Linked DNA regions of Homo sapiens: region 2 is linked to region 1. Evidence: read pairs that join two places in POLR2A ChIA-PET (ENCODE). Cell type or tissue: endothelial cell of umbilical vein. All regions are shown on one strand. Links, peaks and the distances in the headings refer to the core of each region. The heading gives the core; the rest is flanking DNA.

Region 1 (2,814 bases), core at 60-2,559:
ATTATTTTAAGCTACTGTTTCCCTTTTTGCTTATCGAGTTGCTCATTTACTTCTCAAGGCTAGCAGGATGACTGGACTTTCTCTTGAAGGAACTCAAGCTGTTCCTTTATTTTTATGCTCAGGGGCGGGGGGCACTCAGCAGGTCCCTAAGAGGTATCCCCGCTGTGTCTCACTATGGGTGAAGGCTCAGCGGGAAGAAAGCTAGATACCAGTTGGAACTCTCTTAAAGTAAGGAGATCTTGGGTACTTTATTAATATTTTTTTCAAGCTTTGGTAAAGTATGAAATAACTCTGGATTAAGAGGAGAAGAACTAGAACTTAATAACCATGACATTTGGGCAAATTGTTTGAAGCCTCAGTTTCCTCAACCTAAAAATAGGAATTATAACTTTTTGAATTGTTCTGTTGTATGAGATAATGACAGTGAAATATTTTGGAGCCAAAAAGCAATGCATACTATTGGGGGTTATTATTATTTTTTGATCTTTCAGCAAGCCAGCTATAGTAGCTTTTCCTATATAAACACAGTATGAATTCAGTGCCCTCGCTTTCCTGACCCTCACAGCATTCAAGCCCTGTATGGACCGCTGAGCTCTCCCTTGAAGCACCCCTTAGTCCAGTATTCTTTACTATTTTCCCCTTTAACAATTTAAACTTCTTTCAAAACAACTGGCAGTAGTTTTTTAAAAAAGAAAACAGGCTACTCTTCAAATTAAAAAAAAAATTGTCTTGCTTTAGGAAAAATGTTCTTCTGTCTTTTCCAATTATCTTATTTCTTCTGCCTCTCATCTGCCTTGCCTAGGCAGAATTATTCTCAAGCCTGCACATGCTGCTGTGCCTCTCTGGCTTCTAGGCCAAAACATAGGCTAATAGTACTCTTCTCAGCTCACTGAGCTCTTTCCTGCCGTCATTCAAATCACCTCTGAAATCCTGCCTTTTGATAAAGTAATTTCTGACTGATCAGAGGAAAGTGATGATTTTCTCTGTGACATGTCTTTTTATTTTCCATCACACTCAGTGTCTTGTCCTTCTATGCAACATATCCATGTATTTAAAAACCCTTGTATATGTATTTGCCATGTATTTGTGAGGTATAGCTCGTGAAGTAAAAAAAGTCTTTATTTTTTTAAACACATCATCATTTCAGCTTCAAAGTCAATGTGGTCTCTTGAGAAGTTAAATATGCTGCATTTGAAATTTTATGTTTCTCATTTTTCATGTTTTTTTTTAAAGCCCCTTTTAATTCCTCATGTATTTGAATATTCCAGGAAGCTAGTAGAGTAAAAAGCCAAAGTGTTAAAGTGTTTATAAGGAATGTGACTCATCGAAATTGACTCACACAATTCATCAGCTATTGTCATCCATATGTTCTCATTATTTATGTGGCTTTTGCTTTATTTAATCAGATGACTGAACTTATCATCGTGGGATTTTGCTTGTAGTTGTTTAATATTATATAATAAAATACTCTTGTGTGAAACAAGTTAATTGACTTTTTTTAATTAAAAAAAATTTATGTGAGAGTCAGGAGTTACATGTGCAAGTTTGTTACATGGGTATATGTTGTGATACAAAGATTTTAGCTTCTAAGGATCTCATTGCCCAAGTAGTGAACGTAGTACACTATAGGTAGTATTTCTAAACACTTTTCCCCTCCCCCTCTTTTGGAATCCCTAGTGTTTATTGTTCCCATCTTTGTGTCTATATGTACCTAATGCTTAGCTCTCACTTATAAGTGCGGACGTGTGATATTTTGGTTTTCTGTTTCTGTGTTAATTCATTTAGGATAGAGAGACTCCAGCTGCAGCTGTGTTGCTACAAATGACATGAGTTCATTCTTTTTTATGGCTGCATAGTATTCCATGGTTTATATGTATCACATTTTCTTTATTCAGTCCACCATTGATGGTCACCTGGGTTGATTCCATGTCTTTGTTGTTGTGGACAGGGCTGTGATAAACATATGAGTGCAGTTACCTTTTTTTGTATAACAGTTCATAATAAAATACTCTTAACAGTAGCACAGAATTTAGATTGCTTTTCAGGCTAGAAGGGATAATTGAAACATAGAAAAAAATAATGACTCCTAAGCATAGAAACAGACCCAATCATAAAGCTCTCTTCCTCTCTTTCTGCCTAGTGTTAGATCTTATTCATTGTCTTAAAGCACTGTGACCATTTTCAGTGAAATCACAGTTTTATTCATGAAAAGACAATGAATTGGTGTAAGTAATCATTTGAGGATGAAGGTGACTAGTCTGTGATCAACACCAGTACTTGAAGTACTTGTAAAACATGAATTGACCTTGGTTAAATTGCAGAAAATAAAGTATTAGTATACATAAACACATTTTCTCTCAGCATTGAAAAGTTATAGTCTATAATTTACCTGCTTGCTAAGAATAAAAATATTACTTAGAGGTTTATCAAGACCTTTTTTCTACAAATGGATTTAATGTACAGAATTATTCCATTTTCTATCTGTGCTCTGTATACTACCACCTAGTGGAATAAAATGCAAATTTACCTGTCAAAATCAGGAGAAGAAAATGAACCAGGGGAAATTTATTTCAGGAAAAAATTTTCATAACACGTTATTGTTACTTCTTTTAGTATAATGTAGTTTGCATAAAATACATTAGTTTGGAGTGAAAAAAGTCCCAGCCATTTTTGTGATAGCTATTAAAATGCTATTAGTTTGTCCACAAATAAGCTATTCTATTCAGAAACTTAGAAGCTAGGTAAATTATTGAGATGATGCCAGCATATTATATCTCTAAATTATGTTAAGAAGCTTCTCTAAATTCCTCATCA
Region 2 (2,814 bases), core at 75-2,574, 68 kb before region 1:
CATCCTGTGTGACTCCACTGGGAGAGGACTCTGGGAAGCACATGTCTGATTTCCTTTGTCCCATGTGCCTTTTCCTTTTGCTGATTTTTGCCTTGTAAATTTTTTTTTTTTTTTTTGAGAGACAGAGTCTTACTCTGTTGCCCAGACTGGAGTTCAGTGGCCCCATGTCGGCTCACTGCAGCCTCTGCCTCCTGGATTCAAGCAATTCTCCTGCCTCAGCCTCCCGAGTAGCTGGGACTACAGGCGCGCGCTGCCACACCGGCTAATTTTTGTATTTTTAGTAGAGACGGGGTTTCACCATGTTGGCCAGGATGGTCTTGATCTCCTGACCTCGTGATCCGCCTGCCTCGGCCTCCCAAAGTGCTGGAATTATAGGCCTGGGCCACTGTGCCTGGCCATAATTTTTATCCTGTAATAAATTATAGTCGAAAGTATTGAGTCCTGTGAATCAACTTAGAGAATCACCAAACTGCTTCCAATTTTCTCATATGTAAAATGGGTTGCTATAATAATGATGATATCTACCTTATAGGGTTGTTTTAAGTATGAAAAATATGGTGAAATATGTGTGAAACTAGGGGCCGGATGTAGGATGAGTCATACAGTGGGTGGTTATTATTACGGATCATATTAACTCTTCAGGTAAAAACCATCTTGTAGCTGGGCAAGGTGGCACATGCCTGTAGTCCCAGCTACTTGGGGGACTGAGGCAGGTGGATCGCTTGAGCCTAGGAGTTCAAGGCTGTAGTACGCTATGATCACGTCTATCAATAGCCACTGGACTCCAGCCTGGACAATGTAATGAGAGTCTGTCTCAAAAAAAAGGAACAATCTTGTGTTTGCGTGTGTGCTCATGTCTTTGTTGGAATAATACTGACACAGTCACTCAAATTAACTCTCAAATCTTTGATTATTCATTTGATGGGAACAACAGGTTTATGTGCCAGCTTATCAGGACCCCTAGTTCTTTCATTAAAGTGTGTATGTGTGTGTGTATGTGTGTATGTGTGCACATGTGTGCTAGTTTTCTTATCTAACGACGAAGTCCTTTGGGAGGTTTACTTTTTCATTACTATTTTTTTCATGCTTTCCTTTGATGTGCACCTGGCAATTTATAGAGCCAATGTGTACTACATATTCTGCTGCAGAAAATGACAGAGGTGAGGAAGGAGCAGGAAGCAGATTTAGAAAGGAATGTTACAGTTTATCAAGTTGTGACTAATGGAAGCTATTAAAACAAAAGGTACCAACCCATCTTAAATATTCACTGCCTCTACAACTATTTTTCTATAACTGTTGTTCCTTGTCAGCTCTGGGGTGGAGGGAATATTCCTGAATGTTTTATTAAGTAATTCAAAGATCTTCCTAGGTATGTGTATCAAAGATCCTATGATGTATCTGTCTTGTAAATTGAGACTGGCATATATTGGGCTTACATTACTGGGAAAAATGTATGTCATCATCATTGGTGAAAAAGAGTTTCCATAGCAGTTTTTTCTAAGTAGAGAGATAAATGAATCAGACTTTTGGAGGAGGTATGTTTTAACTCACTGGAGGATCACACCAAGTCTGAACATCTAAGGAACCCTAGTGGAAAACTGGTTTTCCTGTATGCTGCTCTAGCGATCTGAGGAAAGGCCTAAAAAAAGCCAGTGTCCCTGTGATATTGTGAAATACATATATGTGGTCTTTGTTCCTGTTTCCTGGCATACAAGTACTAAAAATCCTTGGAATCTCCAAAGTGCTGTCTTTTTGTATATTAGTGTTGACTGATAGCTTCAGAGTGGGGCTGGTCAAGTTGATCACCAATGGCCAGTGGTTTAATCAGTCATGCCTATGTAATGAAGCCTCCATGAAAATCCAAAGGGAATGGACTGGGGAGCTTCTAAGAAGTGTTTTTTACCTTCCCGTGAGCCTCCTGTGCTGAACACGTGGAGGGTCACGGGAAGGTAAGCAAAAATTCATTCACATGCTGGGAGGGTGGCACATCCCAACTCCACGAGGACAAAAGCTCCTGTGCTCAGAACCCTTCCAGACTTGGACCTTGTATCTCTTCATTGGCTTTTATTTGTATTTTAAAAAATATCCTGAGTGATAAACTGGTAGATGTAAGTGTCTTCCTCAGTTCTGTGAACCACGCTAGCAAATTAATCAAACCGGAAGAGGGGGTCATGGCAACCCCAACTTGAAACCTGTTGGTCAGCAGTTCCAGAGACCTGAACTTATGACTGGTTGGAAGGACGGGGTGCTCTTGTGGGACTGAGCCCTCAACTTGTGGATCTGATGCTATCTCTGGGTAGACAGTGTTGGAGCTGAATTGGAGGACACCTAGCTTGTGTCCACTGCAGAACTGATTGCTTGCTTCCTGCTGGGGAGAAATCCCTATATATTTTGGGGTCCAGAAGTCTTCCGTGTTGATTGTTTTTGTGTGAGAGCAGAGGAAAAATGGTTTGAGAGTTTTTCGGGAAACAGCCCCTCTTAGTATAGTGGTAGAAACACTCCAAAAATAAAATATGCTACCCCAAAAATAAAAAATGAAAATAAAAATAAAAATCTGGAGTGGTCAGTTTGCCAAGAGGATTTATGGAGCATCTAAGGTCAAGCATTACTTCTCAGCCCTGCAGCAGGCCTCTAATTAAGCCATGCCACAGAGTGCGGTTTGCAGAGAGGTGGAGTTCCTGTGGATTCATTCTTCTCTCTAAAATTATAAATAACGCAGCTTCCAAACATGCCATATTACCTCACAAGGTCTAAAGACTCAATATGAATCTTCAACTTAACAATTATAACTGACACAGATTGAGATCTTCCTGG

What was found. ChIA-PET counts read pairs that join two places held together with the same protein. Peaks named below come from ENCODE experiments on the same cell type or tissue, not always from the same donor. Only the 100,000 strongest peaks of a DNase experiment are listed, where the experiment ranks them.
Region 2: POLR2A ChIA-PET joins it to region 1 with 8 read pairs; 3 of 35 experiments call an interaction of 5 or more read pairs at or near these places.

Annotation. Positions count from the first base shown.
Region 1 is chr12:24,852,299-24,855,112 of GRCh38, reverse strand. The region is part of intron 5 of BCAT1 (branched chain amino acid transaminase 1); the gene reads left to right. Among named protein-coding and RNA genes, the nearest start is that of BCAT1-AS1, 34 kb to the right of the region's middle. In endothelial cell of umbilical vein, for the core only: no CTCF peak of the experiment used is centred there; DNase peaks (open chromatin) are centred at 1,322 and 2,382; H3K27ac peaks cover 2,500 bases.
Region 2 is chr12:24,920,174-24,922,987 of GRCh38, reverse strand. All of the region lies in intron 1 of BCAT1 (branched chain amino acid transaminase 1), which reads left to right. Among named protein-coding and RNA genes, the nearest start is that of BCAT1, 28 kb to the left of the region's middle. In endothelial cell of umbilical vein, for the core only: no CTCF peak of the experiment used is centred there; DNase peaks (open chromatin) are centred at 617 and 1,147; H3K27ac peaks cover 1,820 bases.